Regions from separate parts of the Mus musculus genome. Here region 1 is linked to region 2. A link is a loop called in an ENCODE intact Hi-C map of the cell type or tissue named here. Cell type or tissue: heart. All regions are shown on one strand. Each heading gives the region's core, and the rest is flanking DNA. Links, peaks and the distances in the headings are about the cores only.

Region 1 (5,979 bases), core at 284-5,283, 90 kb after region 2:
GGAAACCTGGGGACGCTGGGGTCCCTGCATGGAGATGAGACTCTTGTGGGGTGGGTCCCAGATAAGATTGGGCTCCAAGTAGGGATGGCCAGAGGTCCCAGGTGGGGATGGGATCTGGGTGGAGATAAGACTGGGGAAGGGGATACCGGCCCTGGGTAGGGGTGGGACCAGGGTGAGTATGAGACCAAGGGAGATGGGTGGGAATGGGAACGGGTTGGGAGGGGGAATATGGGCCCCGGGTGGGGACGGGACTTGGGTGGAGGTGTGGTGGACCCAGGAGGGGATGGGCCTTGGTTGGCTACCACTGGGGCAGAAGCATCTCTGGATAGCCCCAGGAGGGCAGGGATCCGGAAAGGCGACCTCCTGTCCCCGCCCCCGTTGATGGCGCGGTGAAGTCGAAGTCTCTCCGGGTTCAGGGCCACGATCCCCAAGCTGGAGACCGCGCTGCCCCTCCGCACCCACCGCCCTTACCTCCGCCTCAGACTCCGGAGTCAGGGAGAGCGCGAACTCGCGTGCCCCAGTGCTCACCGGCTCAAGCTGATCGGCGTCCAGAAGGATGCCCTGCCCTGACCTGGTGCCATAGCCCGGAGGTCGGCCTGGCGGAGGCGGAGCAGGTGCGGTCGCTGGGCCGGCCGCCGGCCGAGCGAGCAGCGCCGCCCAGTGGCAGCACCGCGCTCTGCAGCGGCCACAACGCGGGAAGCTCGGGTGCTGCGCTCTCGCGTTGCATCCCCAACAGCCTAGGAGAGCGGCTGTAAACCAGCTCTGGCTGCAGGTTAAAAACCCACAGGGAGGTTTTTAATCAGACCGGGTGCTGTGCCTCACAGCACTTCCCAGATAGAAGCAGGAGGATCAAGAGTCGTTATCCTTAGTTACATAGTGGGTTAGGTTCGACACCACCCTGGGCTACAGGAGATCTTGGAAAGCCTTGAGGAGGGGTAGGTAGCTCATCTCTTCCTCTCCAAGTCAGATTTTTATTTGTTTTACAGTTATTTGTGTGTGTGTGTGCGCGCGTGTCCGTCTTCACAGCTTTTAAAATAAGCTCCAACCCCATCCTACAAAATAAAATGGCTCAGAGAGGAAAGGTGTTGCAGGTCGAGTCTGAGGACCTGAAATAGACCCCCCATGACCCTTGAGTGGACGCAGAGAACTGACTCCTTGAGGTTGTCCTCTGAGCTCTATACACCTGTGCTGGCACATGTGGCCTACACACATGTACACACACACTAATTAGTAAACGTGACACACATAAAAATATAACATATTTGGGAAAGCTGTGGGGACGGGCAGGGTGGGGCAAAGATGGGATTCTGGGACTCTGGTGAAGTGAGTGGGCTAGACTTAGTGGCTCCCAAAAAGAAAGACAGGGGGTGCGGGGGGGGGCAAAGGGAGAGAGAGAGAGAGAGAGAGAGAGAGAGAATGAATATGAATGAATAGGTGATAAATTTGACACACCCAGGCTGGGAGGCTCACCCAAATTCTGCAGTGCCTGGGCCAAGGAGGAGGCCCTCCTTCCAATACAAACGGGGAAGCTCAAAGGGGAGAGGACCAGACCATAGTCTAGTTTTGAATTTCTAGCTGATGCCTTTTAAAATATTATGTTTATTTTTAAACGGGCTGGTCTTAGGGTTGGAAATAAATACCCACCACCCTGATCCTTCCCTGCTGTGTGTGTGAGTTCATCTTCTATCTGACAACCCTCCAGAGCAATCTAAACTGGCTCCATCTGGCTTTTGCGTGCCCTGGGGCTGCTGGCTCCCCACTTCTGGAAGTGTGACTGATTTTCCACATCCATCCAGACTCTCCAGCTCTCTGCCCAGCATCTTCTGGGAAATTCTTGGCAGTGCCTTGGGTACCAGGCACTTAGAAAGGGAATCCACTGAGACCACACATGGCCATCCATCCATCCATCCATTCATCCATCATAGCTATGACATGTCTAGTTCTGAGTTCTTTCACGAGTCACCCCCACCCCCACCCCCCTCTAGCAAGCCTGCCAGGGCTGGGAACTGCTGGAAGAGCCCAGGCTGGCCTTGGTTGGCCAGCAGCACTGAGTGGCAAAAGCCACTGGGTGGACAACCAGAAGAAAGGCTAGGGGAGGTGAGCGAGGGCTGAGGCTTGGCAGGGTGTCCCATGGTCACCAGGCGCTGCCTATACTGCGTTGGTTCAGCTGTAGCCTGGCCATGAGGCCTAGGAAAGGCGGGAACTGGATTGAAGTTTCATTCAGCAAGGTGGTAATTTGGGGGTGAGAGAGGAAGTTGGGGAGAGTGCACTAAAGGTTTGGATATCTGGAAGGCCAGTTTCTTTGAAGTTCGTTATAACCAAACTTTAAGAGTACTTTTGGGAGGGAGAGGCGGGAGGATCAAGGTTTGAGGTGATTCCCTGGTACCTGTATGTTTGAAGTTAGCCCGGGCTAGGCTTAGGGAAATTGTCAATTTCTGGAGAAGTTGTCACACTCTAAAGGATCTGGGAAGCCAGAAATCACTGTGTTTCTGGAATCCCGTGTCCCAACCCACTTTTTGAACTGGGGACCCAGGAGAAATGGGGAGCTGTCCTGCCCTTTTTCTACCAAGTCAGTCACTAATTGGTTTTGACACACCCCCACTCAGGGCTTCACCTGGTGAAGGTCCTAAGCCAAGGACCCTGCCCAAGGCCGCAGGAAAGATTTTAAACAAAGAGCTGAATTCGCACAGGGTCTAGCCTCTTAGAGGACTCAAGGCTATGGTCCCCAGGTTCTACCCCAAGTGGTCCTGGAAAGGCCTGGAATGCGCTGCTAGCCAGAGGCCTGGAATGCAGCCTGCAGAGGCCGCACCCTGCCCAAACCAGTTTGAACCAGCTGCGGGAAGAAGCCAGTCCAGTCCCTTGGAGCTCCCTCTGGCGCCCAAGCTGTCTTAGAACTGCAGCCGGTTTTAGACTAGGTCTCTGTGGGTGGGGGCGGGGCCCCAGCAAGGCCTGGAGATGGGAGTGGGGGTGGGGTGGTGATAAGTGGGGTGTGTGTAGGGGGGAGTTGGGGGTGCCTGCCCAGCCTCTGCCCAGCGTGGAGACTCCCGGGAACCCTGAGCTGGGCCCCAGGTCACGTCCTTCCATTCCCGCATCTTTGGGCTTCACCTCATGGCACACAGTGGTCGATCTGCCTTTCAGCATCCAGGCCTAAGCCCTGCCTGCGGTGGTGCAGGACAGTTATGCCCCCGGTTTAGGTGGAGGCAGGAGAATCGGAGATTCAAGGACGTTCTAGGGTACATATCAAGTTTGAGGCCTTGATACATATATGATCCTATTTCAAAGAGAGGAGAAACACACAAATTGTGAACACAGTGAAAATTCTTTTTTTATGTGTGTATTTAAACTTTCATTGGATTTACGTATTGTTGGGGGAGGGGAGGAGTGTGTGTGTGTACGTACACGTGTGAAAATCAGGACATTTTTGTGTGGGGAGGGTGTCCATTCTCTCCTTCCATCATGTAATTCCCAGGAATTGTTGGCTACAGACCTTGTTCAGGTGGAATCCTGACACTGTGAGTTAGTTGCTGTGGGATGTGGCCTTAGCTTTGAGTTTTGGATGACACTGGAGTTAGTCCCTTGTGCCAGGTTCTGGGCTTGCTCAGCTGTGGCACTTCTAGGCTCTGCAAGTGTCATCACGTTGGTGGCCCAAGTGTGTGTCACTGTGTGCCGGGCACTATTCCCAGATTGCTGGGTTCCCATCACACCAGCGTGAACATCAGCCCTGCAATGTCTCCATTGAATGGAGGTGGAAACAGGCCTGGAGAGATTGAGCATTGTGGTCATCTTCATAGCTAATCAGTGAGAGTGTGTAGAAGCCAGGAATGGTGGCACACACATTTAAACCCAGCACTCAGGGGGCAGAGGCAGGTGGATTTCTGTAAGTTTGGGGCTAGCCTTGTCTACAAAGCAAGTCCAGGATAGTCAGGAGTATATAGAGAAACCTTGTTTGGGGAAAGAAAAGGAAACAAGAAAAGAAAAGATCATATAGAGGATGGGCAGTTAACTGCAAGGGCTCCATGCAGCCACAGGGAGGAGGGACGACATCACCAAAGGGTCCCCTCCCCCACAGGCTCATGAACACTTTGTTCTCCAGTTGGTGGCACTGTGGTGGGAGCTATGGAACCTTTAGGAGGCACAGCCCTGCTGGAGGAAGTTTATCAGTTGGCGTGGATTTTGAGGGGTACAGTCTCACCCCGCTTCCAGTTTGCTCTTCCTGTTTCCTGTGTGCAGTTGAGACTCGATCTCTAAGCTCTGGCCTCCTATGGCCACTGCGACCCACCCTCTGGAAGAAAGGCAAACCCTTCCCTCTTCCTTAAGTGGCTTTGGTCATGGTGTTTTACCACAGCAACAGAAAAGTATCCCACATACCAGGCTGAGGCAGTTTAGTGACTCAGCAGCTGGTTTGGGGGTGCCTAGGTGCCTACTTGAAACCCTAGTAAACTCATTGCCTAAGCTGGACATAGGCAGAATGGCGGCTCTGGCTGGCTGACGGTGGTGCCCTGTCTGGAGTGAACAGGAATTTATTCGTTTCTCTCCAGGCAAATTCACACAGCCGGGCCCTTGATGGCTATCACACATGCTCACCGGGTGCCGGTCACAGGGTGAGCCGGCACGTGCCCATACCACATGGATAGTTTTTCTGAACAAAACATGAATAGCTCTCCTGTGTTGAGCTCAGTGAGGCCCCAGGAAGACCCGAGATCAAGGCTGGTGAGACCTCATAGGGTACTCTGAGGACTTGAACTGCTTACCCACAGTTCAAGAGAAATGGTCCCTGCAAGGTGACCTCTGACCTCTACGCTAGTGCTGTGGCATGATGTGCACACCCAAAATACATCCTCCCCCTCCCACTCCCACTCCTCCCTCCCCCTCCCCCTCCCTCCTCCTCCTCCTCCTCCTCCTCTTCTTCTTCTTCTTCTTCTTCTTCTTCTGTTTTTCGAGACAGGGTTTCTCTGTATAGCCTTGGCTGTCCTGGAACTCACTTTGTAGACTAGGCTGGCCTAGAACTCAGAAATCTGCCTGCCTCCCGAGTGCTGGGATTAAAGGCGTGCGCCACCACGCCCGGCTTCTTCCTATCCTTTTAAAAAGGAGCTGACATCAAATCAACTGTCTTCAGGCTCCGGGTCTCTCTCTCTCTCTCTCTCTCTCTCCACTTGCTGTTGTTTTTGTTTTTAAGGCATGGTTTCTCTAAGTCACTCTGTCTGAGCATTGGGACTGACGGTATTGGGACTGATGGTACGTACTACCCTGCCTAGTTAGCTCCTCTTGATCGTGGCAGGGAGCTTTGGAGGGAACTATTTCTGGTGGTCACCACACAGCAGGTAGTCTCAACCTATGTAGGTTCACATACCGGGTGCGCAGCTACCCTACGTGACCTTGGTAGAGTTGACTAACCTCTCTGTGCCTTATTTCCCTCATTAGTTAGTGCTGCAGTGTGGCTTACCAGTTTTCGAAGGGGTGCCGTGTGCTCACCCCATAAATGGCATCCAAGAGTGTCTGGCAGACAGAAAGCCTCACCTGCTGGGAGTGGGATGAACAAGCTGGTGTTTTCAAGACAGGGCAGAGTTGGTCAGGTCACAATGTAACGGGTGAACCTGCCAGGCAGGGTCTTGGTTAGCAAGCACGCATGCGTTGGGACCTTCGCTGGGCTAGGGGCTGTTGCTGAGGCTGCAGAAACAGATTCCCTGAAGATGATGGGAGAGGTTCAATGTGGGCTCTCTAGGGAAGGATTACAAGTGAACCAGCACAGCACCCCGCCAGACTGTGCAAGATGGTCGGCCCCTGCCAGGCTGCAGAACAGACCCCTGGCGCTGTGCTCTGGGGACCAAGGATGGCAAATTCTAACTCGGTCCCGGGCATCCCTGCCCCCTGGTGGACATACTTGGTATGGCATCCTCTCAGAGCCTGGGTGGTGGTTCAATTAGTTGCTTGGGGGTTCATCAAAGCTGCTTGTCTATGACACACTGACGTCATCAAGCA
Region 2 (5,979 bases), core at 298-5,297:
GTCCCTGTCTATCCCATACCAGTTCACTAGAAGAGCTGACATGGCCTCAGAGCTGTGTCATCTCAAAAAATGGGAGGAACACGAGGGCATCACACCTCATTAAAGGCAGGAGGCAGCAGGCTCAACCCTTGGCTTTGCCTCCAGCTTGGGAGAGCTGACTCTGAGCACGTGGGCCTTGGGCAGCCCCAGGCGCCCTCCTGCCAGATGTAGTTCAGGCCCAGATGGGCCCGCGCAGGGATCCCCAGTGCAGCCACCTGACTGACTGTCGAGGCGTGCTGCGGCCCGCTACTTCTGCCTCCGCCGGCGGCGCTGCGGTCAGAGGAAGGCACCCAGGAGCGCAGTGCGGCCATTATCCACGGCGCCTCCTAGTGGGGCAATGGCAAAGCCTCCACGTTCTCGCGAGAGCTCCCCTCAGTGGGGATTATATAATCTCACCCAGGAGAGGCTGGGGGGGGCTGGGGCCACCCTGCCATAAGGAAAGTGGGTGTCGCCGCAGCCGAGGACCGAAGAGCTCTCCCTTGGGGGGGGGTCGCCGAGTAGGGGGTCCATGGCCCCCGCCCCCCCCCAGCTGGACAATGAGTCCTCTTATGCTAATGAGTCGCTTACGTCACTTCCGCTCTTTCTCGGCCGCCATTTTGGCTAGGGCAGGTTCGGGGACTTGCTCTGAGGCGCTTGTATTGTCTGCTGAGGGGAGACGCGGGACCAGCCCCCTCCCCCGCCCGCCGCCGCCGCCGCCACCCGTCCGGTCTACCCGCCGCCGCCGGGACCCATGAGCTGAGCGCCCGCCCGCCGCCATCTTGGCCCCCTCCCCCTCCAGCCGCGCTCGCTCGGGGGGGATTTGGCGTCGCCTCAGCCACAGCTCCCTCTCTCGGTCTCCGCCGCCGAGGAGCCGCGCGGCCGTCGCCGCCCGCCTGCCCGCCCGCGACGGTGAAGCCGCGGCCCCACGCCCTCCGCCGCCCTCCGCCCCTCCTTTGTCTGCACTGCCCGCGCCGCCGCCCGCCGCTCTGCTGCGCCCGCCGCGCCCCCCGGCAGCAGCCGCGGCCGCGGCTCGAGCCGGAGCCCGAGCGCGACGAGGCCCCGGGCGCGTCCTCGCCGCCATCGCCGTGCCGCCGTCCACCCGCCGCCGTGCTCTAGAGCACGCCGGCCCCGCGCACGCCTCGAGGCCGAGCCAAGGTAAGCCCCGCGGCCCTGCCCGCCGCCGATCCCGGGCGCGGTCATTGTGCTCGGCGTGCACACACCGCCTCGAACCCCAGTCGGCCGCAGCCCTCCTGCAGCCCGATCCCCTTCTCCGCCCCGCGGGGCTGCCGGCCGGCCACCATGGGCTTTTGCGGCTAGTGGCATCTTCCCGCACCCACCCCGCCCCCAGCCGAACCCCGCTCGCTCTCTCGTCCTCAGAACTAATCCCCTCCCGCCCTCCCCCAGTCCCCGGAACCAGCCTTCTGCCAGGTCTGCCCACCCTAGGCTTGGAAAGGGGGGAAAGGCCTGGGGGGCGGGGAGCGTGCATGGCAGAGGGTGAAAGTCTTTGCCTCCCCAACAACATGCCAGTTTCCCTCCCATCCTAACCACCACAGCCCCTCACCGGCCCTGCTTTCAATCTGGGCTACCTGGTCAGCACTCCCTCTTTAGAGCTTTCTGATCAACTTTGCAGTCAGAAAATGGAAATCCAGAAAGCCGCGGAAAGAATTTTTTTCGAATGCAATGAATGGGGAGTAGTTCTTTGAGCACCCTCTTATTCGCCTCTTCTTTCCTCTGAGCTGCCTGTCCTTCTCCTCCCTTCCCCACCCTACCCCCAACCTGGATGCCTGTCTGCTAGAAAAGGCGCGATTGCTTCTCTTCTTCTCTCCAAGAAGTCTAATACTCATTTTAGTCTCACTCCCTGCCACACACCCCAAGTGTCTTCTCAGTGTTCTTCCAGTCACCAGGTCCTCTGGACAGTTCTTGTCATAACCCCATTTCACAGACAAAGGCTTAGGAGGGAAAAAGAACCAAACTGTTTCCTGTGTTAGCCATTTTAATGCTGTCCAGCCCCAAACGCCCAGTTCCCATCCCTGATGCTTCTTGTGCCTGTATCTTGAACCTTCACAATGGGATGTGTGTCGGGGGGTGTCTCTTGGATAGCTTTGTGCAGTTTCTTTATAAATCTGCATTGTTGCTTCTGGTTTATGGTCATGGAGAAAATACCAGCCCCCACCCAAAAGGCACTGCAGCCAAGTCGGTTAAAGGCACTGAGTGTGGGAGTCAGTAGGGGGCGCATTCCCTGCACTGGGTAAGGCTGCAGAGGGGGGAAGGGCCCCAGAACTAGAACAGGATGTGCTAAACAGCGCCTTCTACAGACCATGGGAAAATGGGTCCAGCAAGACTTGCACTGGGTGAGCTGACAGCAACATGGCGAAGGATTAAGTGAGGCTAGAGAGATTTTATTTAAGAAAGCCACTTCTCCGTTTGGAAAGTTGTCTTTTTTTACTTTTTCAAACCTGTTCACCCTCAGACTTTGATTGCTGATCAGTCACCTTGGTGCACATCCTTGGGTCATAGGTTCCCTTTCTCAAGAATTCCTTCACCTTAAGGTTTGATGTGTTGACATCTCTTTCCTAGGCTAGGTGGTAAAGGGGGTTGTTTAAAACCTGAAAGTCACGGGCTTGGGAGATCAGGTCAATCCAAATCTCTCCGACTCTTTTGCGAGTGGAAAGTCATTCTTGAGAGGTTTTATGGGTTGGTGATTTTGACAGCCATGAAAGATGGGTGTCAGGATTTGCAAGGCTTTGTTGGTAAACATCAGGTCCCTATTGAGTTCTTCATTGTCAAACTTAATAGAGTTCACTGCAAAATTGTGTTGCCTTCCACTTTCAGCAGTACACTGTCTGTAGCCAACTGCCTTTGCAAGTGTTGACACCAGTCTTGGTTCGGTGCGCACCCACCTTTTTAGGGTGTGTGGATTTCTGTAGATTTTACTCCTGTTGTTATTTCCATAGGTGTGAGATGCACAGTACGAAACCTAGGCCCCAGCTTTTACATCGTGATGCACAGGGTTGCACTTTTTGTACTGAACTGATAGGTGGCCTAGTGGTTATTCCCTGTACTGCCATTTTGAGGATCTGGACTCCGTTCCCTGCCTTGCTCTTTGGACTGCATTGTCAATTCACACCGGTGGGTATATCATTTTGGAGGGTGGGGACTGCAGCATCAGGAAAGCTAGAGACTTCCTCCTGATCACCACCAGAACATGAACTTTCAAAATTTCAGCCTCGCCACATTCCTCAAGGAACTCGTTAGAGCTGGTTGCAGTAATGGGTTTTGAACGTTTAAAATATGTGTCTCTTTTAAGAGAAAAATTTAAAGTCGATGATGTTGTTGTAATCATTTGCATTCTGCACTTTTGGACATAAAGTTTTAAGTAGTCTATCTCAAGACTTGCTCAGCATCTGAAAGCCTTAGTTACTTGGTTAAAGGGATCTGGGGAAAGTAGTTCATTGGTAGAGATGTGACTGGCCTGGTAAGAGTCTCTGGATTTGATTTGTTCTTGTTTGGTAATATTGACAGTGATGCTAGTATCTGTGAATGCTTTATCCTACTGTTACAGACATCTTACATCGACGTGCCAAGAAAAATCAAGGGATACCAAATATATGTAAATAACTATTTAATGCTTGAAGAGGGTAGGGTTTTTTGTTTTTTAGGGGTTTGTTTGTTTTCGGTTGCTGTCAGGTAGCATTTTGCTGAGTGAAAAAGAGGCACCTTGTTATCAGTATTGCTCTAAAAACTACATTGGATTCATGGTTTGTTATGCATTTTTACTATTTACACAGTCCAATATTAAATACAAGTAAGATTGTTTGTGATCTCGAAATACTGTGGTATTAGTATTTGTTAAACACATAAAGTGAATAAGAAGAGAACAGTTTCCTGTTAGAATATGTGTTTGTGAGATAAAGTTTGCAAATGTGCCTTTGTTCATTCTTATAAATGAAATGACAGAGTTAGCTAGTTTCTTTATGGTGTTGGTCATCAGGGAACCTCGTTGGATGAGTGTGTATGTCCTTACAGTTTCAGCGGTTAGCTAGGTCTGGCACAAAAGGGGAGGGTTGGAAGGTGGGAATTTGTTTTTATCATATGTGAATAGTGTTTTCTTTACATAGATGTGCTTTGTGTGCCTGCAGTGCCCAAGGAAACCAAAAGAGAGCAATAGATTTCCTAACATTGGAGTTGCTGATGGTTATGATGGTAAGAGTGCTGGGAACCGAACTTGGTCCTCTGCAAGAGCAGCTGAGCCATCGCTTAGACCTATGAAAGCTGAGATTTACAGTATATGAACTAGAATCCTTTGACCAGCCTTAGTTAACCTGAGTAGGGAAGTGAGTGTTCTGTTTAATTTATTATCTTGATTTGCTGAAAGGGTTTCTTCTTACTATTGTAATAGTCTCTACTAGACATTAAAAATAACCAGATCTTAAATTTTGGCTCTCAAGACATTATATAGGGAACACCGAGTATGAACTGATTTTTCTTAGATTCTTTTTCTTAAACCAGACTTCAGAAGAAAATCTAATAGCATTTTAACTTCACAATACTGATCAGGTTTTATTTCCACAAAAGCTCAAAAGTAATTGACCAATAATAAGCTTAATTACTGAAAGTATAGATATCTATACAATATAGCATATGAGATTGTTCCCTTGTAGCAAATTTTTAAATATGTGTGTGTGTGTACAGTAAAAAGAATTCAGTCTTTAGAAAGCAGAAACGTTAAGCTCAGCAGTGGTGGCACACACACGCCTTTAACCCTAACACTAAGGAGGCAGAGGCAGGTGGATCTCTGTGAGTTCTGGGCCAGCCTGGTCTACATAGTTAGTTCTAGGACAGGCAAGACTACACAGAAACCTTATCTGGAAAAAACAGAAATGTTCAGAATTATTCTGGCTTAAGGCTTATGTCTGTTCTACAAATTCAATTGTGAAAAGTTGCAATTTAAGAGATAGCTGGAAGCCGGGCGTGGTGGCGCACGCCTTTAATCCCAACACTCGGGAGGCAGAGGCAGGCGGATTTCTGAGTTCGAGGCCAGCCTGGTCTACAAAGTGAGCTCCAGGACAGCCAGGGCTATATAGAGAAACCCTGTCTCGAAAAAGCCCCCCCAAAAAAAAGAGAGAGAGAGAGATAGCTGGTTTATTATAAGGAGAAAAGTAGAAAAAGTAAATTTGGAAAATTTTTTAAATGAAGAAAATTGGGCTGGAGAGATGGCTCTGTAGTTAAGAGCACTGGCTACTGCTCTTCTAGAGGTCATGGGTTCAATTCCCAGCAACCACGTGGTGGCTCACAGCCATCTGTGATGGGATCCGATGCCAGTGAATAAATAAAGGATAAACATTTGTCTTTTTGTTGTTGTTGCTTTATTTTAGTTGAACCCATGGGATTTTTTAGCTCATTAATTAGATGTATATGGATGTATTTTTTTTTTAAGATAGGTTTATTTTAAGTATGAGTACACTGTCACTGTCTTCAGACACACCAGAAGAGGGCATTGTATCCCATTACAGATCGTTGTGAGCCACCATGTCGTCATTGGAAATTGAACTCAGAGTTCACCTCTCCAGCCCCTTATTATCTGGCAAAAAAAAAAAAAAAAATGGGACTTTTAAATTGAGAATGATTTCACATCGATACACATACGATACACATTCAATACAAATAAGATATTTATTAAGTATTAGAAATATAGTTTATGATAACTTTTAACATGATACTAAAGAAAATTTGGTGTTTTAGTATTTTATTTTAATATTAGAAGCTTGTTCAATACTTTCCCCGTAGTGTCTATACTACTTTTTGGATATAAACATAGGCTGTTTTACAATAAGCTATTTGTCCAACTTGTCAAAGAACTTTATGATTTTCATAAAGCCACTTGTACTTTTTGGAAGGTAAAATAGTTCTCAGAAGGAGTTTAATTTTCATTGACATTTGGAAGTTGCTGTCCCTGCAGCT

What was found. Peaks named below come from ENCODE experiments on the same cell type or tissue, not always from the same donor. Only the 100,000 strongest peaks of a DNase experiment are listed, where the experiment ranks them.
Region 1: a loop joins it to region 2, with 4 times the contacts of the local background. A loop is called at or near these places in 33 of 42 quality-filtered maps.

The regions. Positions count from the first base shown.
Region 1 is chr2:168,111,998-168,117,976 of GRCm38, reverse strand. No RefSeq gene overlaps it. Among named protein-coding and RNA genes, the nearest start is that of Gm46787, 30 kb to the left of the region's middle. In heart, for the core only: CTCF peaks have their summits at 670 and 2,855 (motif pointing left); a DNase peak (open chromatin) is centred at 2,826; H3K4me3 peaks cover 1,318 bases; H3K27ac peaks cover 3,931 bases.
Region 2 is chr2:168,201,768-168,207,746 of GRCm38, reverse strand. Adnp (activity-dependent neuroprotective protein) reads left to right here and starts at 635. Exons shown (of 4, transcript NM_009628.3): 1 at 635-1,173. The region is part of intron 9 of Gm20716 (predicted gene 20716); the gene reads left to right. In heart, for the core only: CTCF peaks have their summits at 353 (motif pointing left), 2,259 (motif pointing right) and 3,066; DNase peaks (open chromatin) are centred at 1,236, 1,356 and 2,256; H3K4me3 peaks cover 3,261 bases; H3K27ac peaks cover 2,050 bases.